Regions from separate parts of the Homo sapiens genome. Here region 2 is linked to region 1. A link is a loop called in an ENCODE intact Hi-C map of the cell type or tissue named here. Cell type or tissue: Calu3. All regions are shown on one strand. Each heading gives the region's core, and the rest is flanking DNA. Links, peaks and the distances in the headings are about the cores only. Region 1 overlaps WDR7 (WD repeat domain 7). Region 2 overlaps WDR7 (WD repeat domain 7).

Region 1 (8,351 bases), core at 258-8,257:
GTAGATATTCAGCAATTGAGATGATCATATATTGAAATTGAGATATGAATAGCATTGATAAAGGAAGCATTATTTTAAAATACATTCAGGATCAAAGCCAAGATTGCCTCCTGATGAATTCTCTATCATTATTAACTTAATTTCATTTGACATATATGTGGTACTGAATAATATATGATACTCAATGAGAAGAAAGACACTGGGTTTTATTTTGATAGATTAACCAGGAAAGAGTTGATTGTAGCTCTGTGAGGTTATGCCATGTTATCCAAACAAGACCGATCATTACATTGATATCCTTTTTACTAATCATTTGTATCCAATGCACTCTAATCCAGCGGTAAATATGTATTAATATTTTGCAGTCTTTTTTGAAAAAGTGATACATGTTTAAAAAGAGTGGTTGAAACATCTCTAAGTGCTAATAAGTACTTACTTGGTAGTCTATACTAATGTTGTAGTGGATGCTGAACAAGTTTAGGTGTTAAGCTTTTTAGGAAGAGTGAATGATGGCTAATGATTATTTAATGACATCTCTGGACTGAAAGGCATTTAGCACTCAAAGTATACTGCAAAGCCTATTTCTCAAAGCTTCAGACAGGTTTATTTGGTCTCACCTTGAATACAACAGTGCTGTATTGATTTCATTGGTGTGGATTTAAACACACTATCGGCTTAGAATAGCACTAGTATGCAGTAGAAAATGATTGTCTTAACCCTTATGTTGATTCTTAGCTATTGTTTGATATTACACAGTAAACTTCAGAAATGATTATGAATTTATTTGCAGTATTCTGAGGTGCAGTATGTGACTTTTGAAAATATTTGTACATGCATGTTTATAGTAGACAACTTACAGGAAGGTTTATGTAGAGAAATTAATGTTTAATTCATATTTTGAATTAGTGTTATTGACCATATATTGTATTTGGAGAAATTTTTCTTCTGTGGAAATGGTTGATGTTTCTGTGGAAGGCATGCTGATTTTATTCTGTTAAATCATTTAAGTATTTGATTTCTGTATGGTAATGCATTGATGCTCAGTACTTTGTTTTTGGTATGTTTCAGTATTTCATATTTATCTTTCATATAAAAACAATTTAATGTAGTTCATATGCTTGATAGAATATCTCTTCTGGCATTTTCTACATTTTTTAGATAGCTTTGTACTAAATATATATAACATTAGATACCATGGTCCAAAACTTTTTTTAAGACTTTTTTCTAATTATAAATTTTGCTTGCTTATTATTTTTTAAGGAACATTTAAAACTATACAAGATTTGAAGATACATAATAGAGATTCATGTTGGCATAGGCATCAAATATTAACTAATTTCTATGCAGTAAACACTGAGATTGTAGGTCAGTGAAGATTCTGGTGATCCATCCAGAATGATGTTGCCAGGAATGCCCACTCTGTTTGTGCCCTTCACCTTGTGGCTTGAACACTTCACATACTTAACTTTCCTTATCTATAAAATATCTGTTGTTCTGATTAAAAGAGCAGCTCTGTAATCTCCTTTTTTCTCTAAAATTTTAAAATTCAGCCAGTCATCTTACCTTGGACCTAAGAGATGCTTTACACACTCAGCTTCCAATATGTTTTTTGTTTTTTTAAATCTTAATAGTTTTTCTGTTTTTTTTTAATGAATCTGGAAAGTGATTGTAGTAGGCATATAATTATGTCATTATAACAAATACAGTATTAGGAGGTATATGAATCACCTTAAGTAAAAGGTGGACTTCAGTTTTTTTGTTGATGTTTTTAAAATGGAGGAACTTTTTATCTTTAACATATTTCGAAAGATTTTTTTTCTATGAGTAAATACTATTTCTTATTGAGTATTTTTTAGAAATCAAAAACATTGGATTAAGTATTAGATAAATTATTTTTTCTTTTGCTAATAGGAGAAATTATGTTTCAGAGAAATGATAAGCACATATTAAATTCTTGCTTTGGATTGCTTTTGTCTGTGTTCAGCTCTTATATGGCAAAATATTCGTGACACTGACACTGGTGATTTTATGGCAGTGGTGGTAGGAGTTTTCAGTAAAGTTTATCTCCTCTTGACTTTATGTTCCTTTTTTTGTCCTGCCAGAGAGTCTCAGAGCCTATTGTATATTTTGAAATAACTGGAAGAGAAGAATCTGAGCATTTCTAGCATAAAGAAAAGACAAATATTTAAGGTGATGAATATCCCAGTTACACTCATTTGATCTTTACAAATTACATGAATGTATTAAATTACCACATATACCCTGAAAATATGTACATCTATTATGCAACAACTTTATTTACTTACTTATTTATTTATTTATTTATTTATTTATTTTTGAGGCAGGGTCTCACTCTGTTGCCCAGGCTGGAGTGCAGTGGCACAATAACAGCTCACTGCAACCTCCGCCCCCTGGGCTCAAGCGATTCTCCCATCTCAGCCTCCTGAGCAGCTGAGACTGCAGGCACTCACCACCACACCTGGCTAATTTTTTTTATTTCTTTTGTATTTTTAGTAGAAATGTGGTTTCACCATGTTGCCTAGGCTGGTCTCGAACTCCTGAGCTCAAGCCATCTGCCTGCCTTGGCCTCCTAAAGTGCTGGGATTACAGGCATGAGTCAGCACGCCCAGCATAAAATTTTTTTAAAAATCTCAGAGCAGTTTAAGTACAATAATAGCCATCTTGAGGATGTATGTTTACCAAACATCAATACATATATATTTTCCAGGTTTTTACATATGCTGTTATCTCTGTCTTAATAAAAGACTAGAGATTAGAAAGCCGTCTCTTCACAATTCCAGAGTAACCTAATGATTCAAATCATTGGGAGGGAGATAGATAGGGAGGATTTTGAGGAAACGATTATGTTGTATCATAGCAGAAACAGATTTGTTTTAAAATTAGTTTTGGAAAAATGGCATGACATCTTATAAACCTGAGTATCTGACTACATACATATCTAGGCAAACATTAAACTTTTCCCCTACTGTTTATTTCAGGAGTAGTAGCATTTCCAAATCCATAGTTGTAATACATGAATGAGTTAGATATTCAGTATCTCTAGGCATATGTGCTAAGTTAAACATTGGAATAATTGTGCAAAAAATTCAAGGACTGAAAGCTGTTTCAGTCTGATATTTGCAACAGAGGCAACTCAGAGCCAAATTCGAAATGAAATTAACTAGATAATAGGAAATCCTATAAAGTAGTTACAGGAAAGAGAATATTAGTACATTTTTATATCTCTATATGCTCATTTGAAAAGGTATATAGTAAAAGAAATTATGTATATAGAAAAAGGTCTATGAAAAAAATTTGCCAAATAACAACTAGGTACCACAAAGGTGTGGGCATTAATTTCCAAGATACTATGTTGCCCCTAACTATGCTCCTTTATTTCTACTTAACATCTCACTTACAGTAAAGAAAGCAGAAGAAAAAATAACGTAAAATAAGGTGATCATTTTTCAAAGCTAGAGATCCTTTAGAGGTTCTAATTTACTCCAAACGAACCTTTAAAAAATGGTCACTTTTAGTCACATGTCATTGTTTTATTATTGCGATATAATTTAAAAAAATGAATACTACAGATACTCCTTATAAATGAACAGATGTACTTGTTAATGGCTCAGAAGTAGAGCAAGGCCTTTTTCATCTCAGTTTTATATCACTGAGTTGGTAATGACCCAGGTGAAAATATGTTTTAAGTGAATCCAGTAAATGATTTGTCATTTTATAAATAAAAATGACCTTAGGTTTATTTATTTCTTACTATGCTGAAATGCACAGATATAAAATCTTCATAGGAGGTATTCTACCAGTCCACCAAATGTTGTCTCATGTTTTCTATTTGATCTTTTACAGAAACGTACCATGTCTACCCCGCTATTTTTATAAGTAAATCTCATTGCCAGAGTTTCTTTTTCTAAGTAGTAACTGTATGAGAAAATATCTGAGAATGATATGCTGTGTTTTCAGATTTGTATAATTTTACAAGTCACTACCCACTGTGTTTCTGAAATATTCCTTTTCTCATGGAAATGCGAATAATGGTCTCAGTGTTACAATTTGTAGTTTCTTAAATTTGCCATGTGTATCAGATTCACCTTTGAAAGGTCAATTGAAGCAAAAAAGTTAGACGTTTTTGGAGATAGTTTTTACCTATAAGACTTCTGATTACTTAGCTGCCTTAGATACTTGGGATTACTAAAATCTCAATTTCCTTTCAAACTGAGAATGTTTGCCCTAATAGTAAAGGCAAAGAAAAAAATTAACTTGTTATTCAGGTAGAGAATAAAGGGAAATATAAGATGATGCAGATGGTAGGAAAATAGGTATAGGACAGGATCTTTGTGAAAAATAAGAAATTGTTTCATGAATTACTTGAAAAACATGTGAATTGCCCTCAAAGCTTAAGATTTATAATTATCAAAATAATTGACACACCTTCAGAGGAGTGATTATTTCTTTGAAAAAGAAAATCATTTTAGAGTGGTCATATATTTTGCATTTATCTGATTTAATGGAAAATAGCTTTGTCTATTTTGTCAACTGCACACACATGTAATACATGTGTATACAAGAGGCATTATTTCAGAATGGCTTAATCAGCAGCTGCAGAAAGAAATATGCATTTGCAGAACCTATTGTGTTCCAGCAGGGGGCTATCGTGCATACATACAAATTAATAGCATGTTTGTTTACTTCAGTTTTCAAGTGAGTGGGGAAGTAACACAGCAGCAACACCAGCAGCAAAAGCCTCTTAGATTTGGGGAGCAAATTCCATATGTTCTGTCAGTAGATGTGAGGAAAACATTGGCAGATGTGTCACAAAGTAACTCAAATATGTGTTTAATACAGTGGGGGAAAATCTATGCCGCTAACACAAGATTAGCTATACACACAGTAGCTTTGATAATAATGTGAAAATTTGAAAGTAAATGTGGAAGTGCCCTATGACAGCCATTTTTAATCAGTTCATTTTCTTGATAGGAGGCAAAGAAGAAGACACAGAAAACTTAAAAACTTTATTTTATTTACTTTAGGTGCACAGGTTGAAATTTACATGTTGGCCATACAACCATGTACAATTTTATTTTTTTGTATCACTAAAATTTATTTGACATATTTTGTAGAAATTGCAGAGCTCTAAGTTATGCCAACAAATGAAAATAATATATAATATTCATATAAACACATTTGGTTTAGGAAAAGAACTTAATTACATACATTTACAATGGCATGGATCCACAACATACATCCTCCACATGAGCCTATGAAACCTGGATTCACCACCAGGACAGCGAGATCTTGGGTCCTTTCTCCCAAGCTGGATTATCACCAATCTATGTCTTTGTGTGTTCCCATTTAACAAATTTAGCTTTGAAGTATTTGACTTCAAAGACTTGGGGTACATTGGATGACTTATGTAGCATTTTAAGTTCTTTTAAAGCCAAAGTGTTTTAAAAATGAATATTAACAGATTTTTGTTTGTTTTTAAGATTTTTTTCCTATTGTTAGCAAGCTATTTTGAAAGACTATTGTTATATATCTGATAAAATTTGACATTTTTATGGTATTGTACTTTATCCCTACTTTAAGCAACCCTAAGAATAACAAGTAGGTATGGAAAATGTTTGAGCCATACATATATGGAAACAACTTATTTACACTGTGAAAACTCCACTGAGGGCCAACATTTTTCTCATTATAATTCTAAAACATGTTTTAAAAAAATCTCAAAAGTGTAGTTCTAGCTTGCTTAGGTATCATGTCTTGGTACCTTCACTAAGAATGCTATATACTTATGTGTAGATGTATAATTATGTACATGCAATGTATTTATGTATGTAAATATAGAATTAACATATTTGATTACCAGCATACAATGATAATTAAAAAGATAGATCTTAAAAATTGTTAATATTCCATTAGGCAGCCAGGTGTATCAATTAATTAATTAATTTAGAGATGGGGTCTTGCTCTGTTGCCCAGGTTGACCTTGAACTCCTGGGCTGAAGCAATCTTCCTGCCTCAGCTTCCAAAGTACTGGAATTAGAGGTGTGAGCCACCATGCCCAGCCTCAATTTGGATAGTAGTCAGGAGAAAGGTAAAGTTATTTTGATTAAAGTACATCTAAAGACAATTTGAATGTAACTCACTTTTGAAGATCTAGTTTGAAATATATTTTGATTGGACACATTTCACTATCATGTATTGTTTTAAACTCAATACAGTATACAGTTTTATATATGCTTTTTATAGTCAGTGTGTGCTGATAATGCCATATCACATTTAAAATATCCTTGGGACTGAGAAAATAGAAATAAAATGAAAATTTTAGAAGAATATTTTACTGGTCTGAAAATAGAAATCTTTTGCAGCTTTATTGACTAACATTTGTAGGGCTCTGAATGATGTGCTCAGACTATTTATTTTGACTATATGCAGACATTGTACATAGTAAATCGTGTCTTAAGTCTGAAAGTTCGCTTGTTCTCCAGAATGTCAGTATTAACAAAGTTCACTTTGCTAAGTTTGCTCTTGCTCTTTAATAATTAATCAAAATCTAATATTAGCAAATACACTTTATTACAAATAAAACAAGGCTCTAAAAAACCATAATAGAAAGTATTTTCTAGCTTAATCCAAATTATTTTAGTCTCTACATGTTGCCATTTAGTTTTCTGCTGTGAGATCTTACAGCTCACTGTTTTTCTAGTCATTTATGTAAAGTCTTACAAAGTCACGGTTATTTTTAAAACTATGTCTTATTAAATGCAAATTGTATTTTTCACTTTGGAGGCAGCAAATAGTAAAACCAAATTATCTTTGTACACGTATGATTCTCAAACATATTATTAAATATTTAAAAGTAAAGAAACACTTTTATTGTTTATTTTTATTTATCATGAACCAATAGACATTTCTGACCTTTCAAAAGGTTTTTAGGGTATATTGCAATTTATACTAAATTTAGACAATATTTGTATCATTGTGAATTTCGTTTGGACTCCATCTTGTGCCAGAAATTTCTGGCATAAAATTGTTATGTTAACACAAATCTTAATATAATGTGTTGGGTTAAAAAAATCCTAATGACATGTTTATTTTATAGTTTATGTTTTCAATATGGTTATTATCTTGACGGGAGTTCTGACTGAATTCAACCGCATTATTTTAATTTTTACTAGAAATTTACTTATATATGTCAGCTGTAACAAGTATTATGACACTCATTTCTAAATAAAGAATTGAATGTTTAAGAACAGTTTTTTCAGGTCAAAGCACAGTTCTGAAAGTATTCTCGGAGTAGTAAATTGGTGGTATCTACTTATCTAAGGTTTTAATACCTAATGCAATAATAAAGCCCCATCAATATATGGCTCAATAGCACATATAAAGTATCTGCTAGTAGTCCATCTCTCATAAAACCGCCTTTAGCCTTAATTCAAATCCATTGATTCCTATTCCAGTTAAAACTGAAGAACTTAATATGTCTTTTAATCCTTTTATTGTAAGCCAGGATAAAATTAATTTTACCCTAGCACTGCACAAAGCCAATTAACATGATCTTTAGAGTTATTTAGTAAAGTGCTTCAAACTGTTAAATTTATCTTGACCTCTTGGTTGCACTCTCTGACTGCTTTTTAAATGAAGTAATCAATACCTCATAGCCCTTTAAATAGCTTAAACTTCTCAAATATTTTACCTGTATTCTAGTTAAGCTGTAAGTAAAGTGTTTACTCCAGTTTGTGTAAATCTAGAGTCAATTATGCTAAATCTGAAGACAATTACGTACATTTGAAGAACACTCTGTCAAGTAAATTGTTGTTTTAATCAAAATTAAAGCCTCATATTTTGTTATAAGTAACCCAATAATGAGACCACGTATCATTTTCACACAGAACATGTATTCTGTTTGCAACTTAAAATGTAGAACATTAATGTCCTTTACCATCGCATATAGCTTCTCTTTTCCACACAGGGCTAGTTGAAGGTATTAATTTTCTTACTGTGATAGGGTGATCAACCGTCCTGTCAAGAAAATGGATCTCCATGTCACCCCTTAGCATGATTAAATGGAGGCATGTCTCTGGAAAAAAAATACCAAATTTTCATGAGACAAATGAAACTGTAGAAAGGTTTACTTTTACAGAATTATTTTATTTTTAATATCTCAAAATCTTCCATTTGGTTGTCATTTTATTTGTAGGAAAACATTGCAACTAGTTACATATTTCTTCTGTTAACAGAAAGTACAGGCAAGCCAATAATTTAAAGATATTTCCAAATTTGAAAAATTATAGGAATGAGAAATTGCTGTGTTATTTTTAGAACAGTAGCAGGAT
Region 2 (8,351 bases), core at 171-8,170, 120 kb after region 1:
ATTCACAGTTTTTGGCATGAGGAGCTGAATAGATGGGAAACATTGGAAGAGGAGCAATTTGTGGAATAAAGAGTAGAAGAAAATTAATAGTTCAGTTTTTGATGTTAGCTCTGAGATACCTAACAAGTATTCAGCTATATACATGTGGAGATGCCAAGTATTTAGCTATATGCATGGCTCTGGAGCACAGACATGTCTGTGCTCGACATAAAAATTTAGATATCATTGGCTTGTTGATGTATTTAGAGCTATGGCAACAGATAAATGTAGAGTGAGAAGAAAATAGGGCTGGGACAAAGCCCTGAAAAACTTCAGTGTTTAGAGATAAGATGGAGAGATGCATCTGGCAACAATGGGAGAGTGGATGGTTTGAAGGCATGAGAAAAGTCAGAATGTGGTGGTGCCATAGATACTCAAAGAGGAGTGTCTCATGGAAGAAATGCTGCCAAAAGGTCAAGTAAGATAAAAATTATGAGAAGTCCATCAGATTTGGCAACAGAAGGTCACTGGTGACTTTACAAAAGCAAGCTCTGTGCAGTAGTGAGGTAAAGGCCTGGCAGCAGTGGACTAAGTAGGAAGGCAGGCCAGTTGAGACCTGCTTAGCTTGAAAAGTAAGAGAAGAGATAGAAGAGAGTTTTGCTTTTTAAGATGTCTGTTGTTACATGTGCTGTAGGATATTTCACTACTACAGGAGAACAACTGACCCATGGTTTACCAAGGTAAAACCCTCAGTGATAGGGAAGGGTTTAACAAGAGATGTGAAAGATATGATTTTGGATATGCCATGAAAAAAATACTCCGCACATTGTATACTGATCAGTGTTAACACTATTATTCTGAACCGTTTTAATATCAATTTAATGTTAACCCCCAAAATCCAAGGGGCATTAAGGTCTGTGCTGATGAAAGTAATGAAGGGACCATTGAGACAAACCTGAAATCCTAGGTTTGTGCCAAAAGCCCGTATCTGACTTTAAATAGGGCCACTTGTCCAGGGGTTTCAAGGACACACATTACTTTAAAATTTGGTGGATTTCAAAGGCACCCAGCTTCTGAATATTCTTAAAAGAAATTATGCTTACAGGATTAATGAGCATATCTGTTTTGCCAAGGAGGGAGCATTATTCGTTTCACAACAAAGGCTTCCTTTTCATATTAGCAAAGGTATCAGAATTGACTCCCACAATTGTTAGAGGCTTTTTCTTCATTTTTGGTGAGGGGTGTAGATTCAGTTTTGGAATTTTCATCAAGGAAAATTTTCGTCAAGGAAATACAAGAAGGCTCATGAGCTTGAGCTATTTTCACATGGTTTAGGCATCTCACTGAAAGAAGAGCTTCTTTTCTAATTTTTCACCTTTTTCCATGAAGCAGATAGAGAGCTGTTTACTACAGCCTTTGTCTGGGTTTGGCATTGATTTTAAATCACCTGGATTGATCATGTGGTTATGGGACTTAAAAAAATCCCACCAAATACCAAAGCCTCTAAACACAATTAGAATTGAGGGGTTTTTAATCTGCTAGCATTATGTCCATAGGAGTACATTCTAAATTATTCTTAACTTCTGCTCATGTTAGGTGAAAATAAAGCACCATGATAATGTGTAGTGTCTGAGGTTCAGCAGATGCTCTCTAAACATGTAGAAATGTTCCTAGTTTTCAAAATGAGGAAGCATCTAAAATCTATGTCTGTCTTGGAGTATTTCACTGCCTTGGCAGTTTCCTCAGCCAATAAGAGAAAAATAGGCAAATCAACCAGCTGTCATGTCACACACTCCTCAGCTGCAGGACAACAGCAGGATTTAGGCAAGCTGATCTCAACCAGATTTGACAAAGAGGTGGAAGGTCTAAAATTAAATAGGTCAACACAAATTATCTAATAATAGGTAGGTGTGAAGGGACAACAAGGGGTCCCAGAGGAGAATTGCTTTTTAAAGACTGTGTATACTCTTGCTTTTCATTTCGGACTTGTCATTGTTAGCAGCATCTGAGTCTGAACCGTCTTATTTGATAATGAAAAGGTTCCTATTTTTTACTAAATACCTTTAGATTGTTAGTAAAAGTGGCGTTTTCATGAAGTAAATATTTACAAAGCTTCAAACTACTTTAAGAAGCCACCTTTCCTATTTTCAAGGCAGTAATTTTTCTGTGGCTTGCTATAGTACTCAGTTTTGTTGTCATGGTGACTAGATAATATAACTTTTCAAAAATGGAAACCTGCTTCTAACTATATTGCACCAGCCTACCAGTCATAAATGTAGAGTCCAGAGTGGACAATTTATACTCAGTTTCTCTCCTAGTTAAAGTCTAGGTTTACTTTATAGACATCATATTTCAATAAACACACACACACACAGAGAGAGAGAGAGAGAGAGAGAGAGAAATAAACTCCCTGTCAGTTTCCTAACAGTAAAACATAACCATCAACAAAGAAATTATTTTTTGATTCATATTCTTACTAGTCAAAAAATGTGTCCCCAGAATAAGTATAATTTTGGAGCATTCTTATGGTAGCATCTTACTAAACAATATAGAACTGTTATCCTCAATAGCTGTAAATAATTGTCAGTGAAAAAGGGAAACAAGATAGTCTCTTATCACTAGAATAAACAGATAATATTCCTTTAAAATACAATTAAAATGCTATAAGGGATCAGTGATTTGTTTCCTAAATTCACTTACATGCCATTTTACACAATTGCAGTTTTTTCTTTTTTCATTTCTTTTAAATATTGTAACAATAGAAACATATTACACTTCTTCCTATGACATATTTGAGGAATGTTTACAGTTATCACAGTCTTGAGCTAGGACACGTCCTAATGCTTAAAGATACTATTTTATCCGTTTGAAAAAAAGAAGAAATTTTAATTGTGAAAAATAAGAAATAAACCTTAAAAATTTTCACTGTCCTATTTTCTTCCAGCACCTTTTCTTCATGTTTCATGAAAGATGGCTTTACATAGTAACTTAGAAATAACACCCAATGATTAACAGAATGATGGATGTGATGAATCACCTTTCTCTTGAGAAATAATAAATCAACATATTCCTACCCATAAATTTTTACTGAAATGTATGAAATATTAGCATCATATATTTAGCAAAGTGTCAGTTACAAAAACTGTTGGCAAAATGTCCTCAGAACCAATAGAATACATTTAAATGTTATGTTCCTTTTTTGGAAACAAAGTTATTCAAATATAATTCACACTTTCTAAAATGTAGCATAGTTTTAGTTCTTATTTACCCTTCTAATGATAAACATGAGCATGATCTGTTTGAGCACTAGCAATACTAGACACCAAAGTTAACAAAGTAAAATCTCCCAAACTGGAATGTTTTACTCACAAAAAAACTTGGTTAAACTTTGATTTTAATATTATAAACTAGAATACTTCATAAGACCATGTTTGCCCTTTTTTATATTTAAGTCATTATGTCTTAATCCCTATTTATGCAGCACTTTTTAAATGAAACCTTCCCCTGGGTTCATTTTTGGGCAGACTTTATATTGAATTGTGTTTGGATTTTTTGGAAGCCTCTTTGAAGGATGAATTTGTGATTGTTAGTTGCACAACCAGTTTCCTTTATTTTCATTTTGGGGGCGGTTTTCCTACAGCAGCCATAGCGTACTGTGGGAAGTGGAGCAGGGCAGTGCCCTTCCCTGGCTGTATTGATTTGCCCTTCAGCTGTGTGCAGTGCCGAGAGAACCTCGGGCCTTGTTGTTGATTATCTACACAATGTCTCTGGGAGCATTATTGACCCATTGCTGCCGACTGCCTGTGGCTCTTGATTTTTCACACCATCTCCATGACACTCATAATAAAACATACTATCTTATTGCTACTCAGCTCTGGGAGCCAACTGATTCAGCCTTAGAACACCACAGTGTTTCTGGAGAACATTTATTGTATGTGGGGTAAAGTGTTGCAGCAATTTTAGGATTCTGTCCTGTGTACTTTTAATAGCTACTTCTATAGCAAGATTCCACACACTGCTAAATTTTTATTGTCTTAAAAAAGCCAGTGCTAGCTTTGCATATATTGTCAACATGAAATTTAGCATGATTAATATAAATATTATACTTTTAAAATAATAGGCTAAGGAAAAGAATATTTTGCATTAACATTAGGCTTGACATGTTGCTATAACATGTATTTTCAAAACCAAATTTTAAAATATATCACAAGGATTATGCTATGATTTGTTACTGTGGTATATATTTGTTATAGTGAATGGGGAGGAGGTGGGGGAAGTTGAAGTTTCTGATTGTATTTGATTAGTATGTTTCTAATTTGCCATTCTCAAAATGTCTTCCAAGATACATTTTAACTTCTCTATATCAAGTACACAAAATCAAGTAAAATCTTTCCTCTTAGTTACCTTGAAATATTTTTTTAATTGAAGCTTTAATCAGTGGAAAATGGGTCTCCTTGAGCATGTATTTTTGTTTTATATTGTTTTATATTGGAGGTTTTATATATTTTATTAATTTTTAATTATTTCTGATATATTTCCTAATCCACAATTAGCATTAACAGGTATTGTACACTAAGTATTGATGGAAATTATAGCATGTCAAAAGGAGCTCAGAGATCCTAAGAAACAGGCTTTTTCTGTTGGTAGAGTGAATAAAATGTACATGTTTCTTAAAGAGAGTTTAAATATTTTCATGTATATTAACTGCTGTTACTATAGGAAAGGCAATATAGCTCAAAAAGGGGCAATTACTCTAAATTTGTGTTGGACATTTTTATAGGAAAGATAGGTCACAAATTAGGTTAATATAATTGGTTGCTTTTTACTGAAGTTGTTTAGAGTGTTTTCATTAGAACAAAATTTTCTTTAACAAACCTACTTTAAATAAATTCAGACTTTGGAAATTATAATAGAGCTAATTTCAGCTTCTTTGTGTGTGTGTGTGTGTGTGTGTGTGTGTGTGTGTGTGTGTGTGTGTGTGTATACATATTCAACTTCATGATTTCCCTGAACTAGGGTCTGTTTCCAAAACATCTACTGTAATACTGATAGCGATATGTTCAATGATTAGTAGCTCACCACTTTAAGATGTTTAAAATTTTGACCATTTATATCAGTGAATTTTGCAATTTAAGAAAAGGATCTTGCTTTTAAACTGTGGTATTATCAAACTACCAACACTTTGACATTTTGAAATGATAATTCCTTTGTTCTGGTTTATGGATTTAGTTTTCATGTTTTATCATACTTTGATAGGTTTTATGTTTGAAGGATACATAGTTTTCTAAATGTATGCTTTTAAAAATGTCAAACCACTATAAAATAAGGATTTTTAAATTAAAGCTTTCAGAAGTGTGGCTTCAGAGGGTGGGGTGGTATATAGTATAGCCTTAGTGGGCTGCCTCTGGATGACAGATCTGTACAGAACCCCAGACAACAAAGTTGTCCCTAATTTTAATCTAGCTGCTTCTCAGCTGATTTACTTTCAGTTTATGTCCACTTGATGTAAACAGAACCCAATGACGGGGGAAAATAAAAAAAAAATAAAAATAAAAGGCATTCCACTTCTCATCCCTCCAAATTAGTGTTGTTCTATTGAATTAAAAAATTGAATCTCCTCATCATTTTTCATGCCAAATTCATGACATTTTAGGACACAGGATGAGAGTAGATGCCATTAAACCCTGTAAGTCTCAAGCAGAGGCCTTTTTTAAAATCAAGGTCCATAGGCTTAGGCAACAGTTCAGTAACCTTTGGGAAAACCACAGGGTGTGTTTTACCTATTGTTATGCAAACATTGTTCTTCCAGAGCTGACCTTTACTCACAGGGATTTAACAGCCATAGTAAGTCAGGGTTTGAATTCCCTGTGTCTGAGTTGCGGATCAAGTTTACAATAACCATGTTCACAATTGTTTTGAGCGCTTCCACCTGATGGTTTTTGATAGCATGAGGTTTGTGTTCCACTTAAGCCTAAGTATTTCAGTGTGTCTTTGGACATTCAGAACCACTTGAAAGTGTACACAAGGATTCCTCTAACTGAGACATAATCATCAGGTATTGCAAAGGTTAAGCCTTATCATCTGTACCAAAAAAAAAAAAAAAAAAAAAAAAAAGGTGAGGTTTCATCAAAAACTTCCATCCTCACAACCTTTCGACCACAATTTGATGATGATTATTGATTATCTCACAGCCTTTCACTCACGCTCTGCCACCGCGGCCAGCCCTGATATACAGATAGGGCTGCAGTCCAGCTAAAATAAGACTCCATCTTGATAATGGACTGAGATGAGGATACTGTTATTTGATAAAGATAATTGATGTTTCACAGTGAATTGGAAAGCAGCTTCAAGTGCACCATATCTGAAGCTATATTTTGTCCACAAATATGGCAGTTGTTTATAAAAATAGAACAAAAGAACTAAAGTTACGTATTTGGGCATAACCTTTTAAAGCATTTTGGTGCTATGATTTTTTTTCTTTTGTGCTTGATTATTTTAAGGTGTAATAGAGAAAAAAATAGTAAAGAGTATATCACGTTATTTTTTGTCTCTGGTTTCAGGTTACTTTGTTAAAATCGTACATGGTGTAGGTGTTATTGATCAGTTCCCTTGCAGACTTAATACTTAAATCCTATGCTTGGATTATGATGAATCACTGTCATGCATAAGCTGGATATCTTAGGTCAAAGTTAAATTTCATGTTATCATTAATTTCTTGAACATTTTACATACTGTGTGAAAACACAATTTAAATTATTAATCATAAATATCATGTCTCCTGGAAAATGTAATTCAAATAATCTGGGAATGCAGACTGGGTTTCTCCTCATTTATTATTAACAAATTTCTCTAAAAATAACATGTAACTCATTGTGTCTGTTCATCACGCCTCCTTCAGCCACCAGATTTAAGTTGATTAAGGTATCATTCATCTTAGGTACTGTTCATCCGATTTCTTTTAGTCTTATCACCTTCGTAACCCCTAATTAAGCAATAAGGCTTGACAGGGAGTATGGTTATCATGAGATAATGACACCCCAAGTGTGTTGTGAGGCATAAGGTTCAGCTGAGTGCTTCTAAACCTCTAGGGGTGTGATTATCTCATGATAAACATACCACATTGCTGCTCATTGATATCATTGCTGCCTGTGTGCAGCACTCCAGTTGAGGCAAAATTGACATTTCCTTGCCCACCTTCTCAGCCAATCCAAATTGGTGCTTCTATAAAATTGTTAGTTCAGGTCTCAGATTTATAAGCCAAAGTTTAAACCCATAAGCTTTTATTTTATTGTTTAAGTGGTATCAGTTGAACATGCAAGTACATCTTTGAAAAAAATATAAATTTATTTTTTAAAGGTAAGTTTCCTCAGAAGAAAGACCTCATGGAAGGCAAGTGTGTGTGTGTGTGTGTGTGTGTGTGTGTGTGTGTGTGTGTGTGTATAGAGTCGTCGCAATTTTGCAGCAGTTAATAGACCCTACTCCAATAAAAAAAATTGGGCATTCTTATAAATTCAGAAGAAGCATGGTTGTGCTTTAATTCAAAAAAAGTTATTAAATAGTTGGAAGTTCTATAGGGAATATTAATTGGATGTTTGGTTTAGGAAATTCTTTTTAACTTATTTGCAATTATCACAGTTAATAATAGACCAAGGGAGAGGGGGATGGAGAAAAATGTTAGTTTTGTAGCCTTGTTTTTGTTCCGGTTTCTTGTAAATTGATTATATTTCAGGGAAGAATAATTTATGTTTTTTTATATTGGCTCTGATTTGGTATTTAACAGAAAAAAATTGAATTATCTACAGTAATTTTGGTTTGACTCTTAAAGGAGAAAAAGATGCCACCTTTTAGATATAACTCTCAGGAGTATATGTGTGTATGGTTTTTTGAAAAAAAAAAAAAATGGTGAGAATACCATGGCTAATTTTATAATGTTTTCAGCATGAATTTAACTGTGTCTTCTAAAGCAACATTATTCATTAGGACTTTCTGTGATGATAAAAATATTCTGTGTCTGTACTCTCCAGTGTGATAGCCATTAGCCATATGTGGCTAATAAGACTGAGGAGTTGAGTTCTTTGTTTTACTTAGATGTCATATTCTAAAGAAAATCCTTGAAAGTTAATTTTTCTCAAGCTCCTCACAAAATTTCCAATAAATGAATTATCTTATGGCTTTAAAAAATGATATTTTTTCCAAGTAATTAGTTTCTTTGATGGTCTTTTTTATCTTTTGATGTTCAAATAAGAACTGGAAGAGTCTGTTCATTTTATAGAGATTTAAAATTCTTCTTAGTACAACTTCTACTCTAATTTGTATGCAATTTTCAGAAGGTCTTGTCAAGTAGTTAGGCATTTAATGCATGCTGAAACTAT

Evidence for each region. Peaks named below come from ENCODE experiments on the same cell type or tissue, not always from the same donor. Only the 100,000 strongest peaks of a DNase experiment are listed, where the experiment ranks them.
Region 2: it touches region 1 in a loop (2.7-fold over the local background); 9 of 110 quality-filtered maps call a loop at or near these places.

The regions. Positions count from the first base shown.
Region 1 is chr18:56,864,705-56,873,055 of GRCh38, forward strand. The region is part of intron 20 of WDR7 (WD repeat domain 7); the gene reads left to right. Among named protein-coding and RNA genes, the nearest start is that of WDR7-OT1, 170 kb to the right of the region's middle. In Calu3, for the core only: a CTCF peak has its summit at 4,659 (motif pointing right); a DNase peak (open chromatin) is centred at 4,677.
Region 2 is chr18:56,981,219-56,989,569 of GRCh38, forward strand. The region is part of intron 26 of WDR7 (WD repeat domain 7); the gene reads left to right. Among named protein-coding and RNA genes, the nearest start is that of WDR7-OT1, 55 kb to the right of the region's middle. RefSeq lists an enhancer at 5,454-6,303. In Calu3, for the core only: no CTCF peak of the experiment used is centred there; a DNase peak (open chromatin) is centred at 3,693.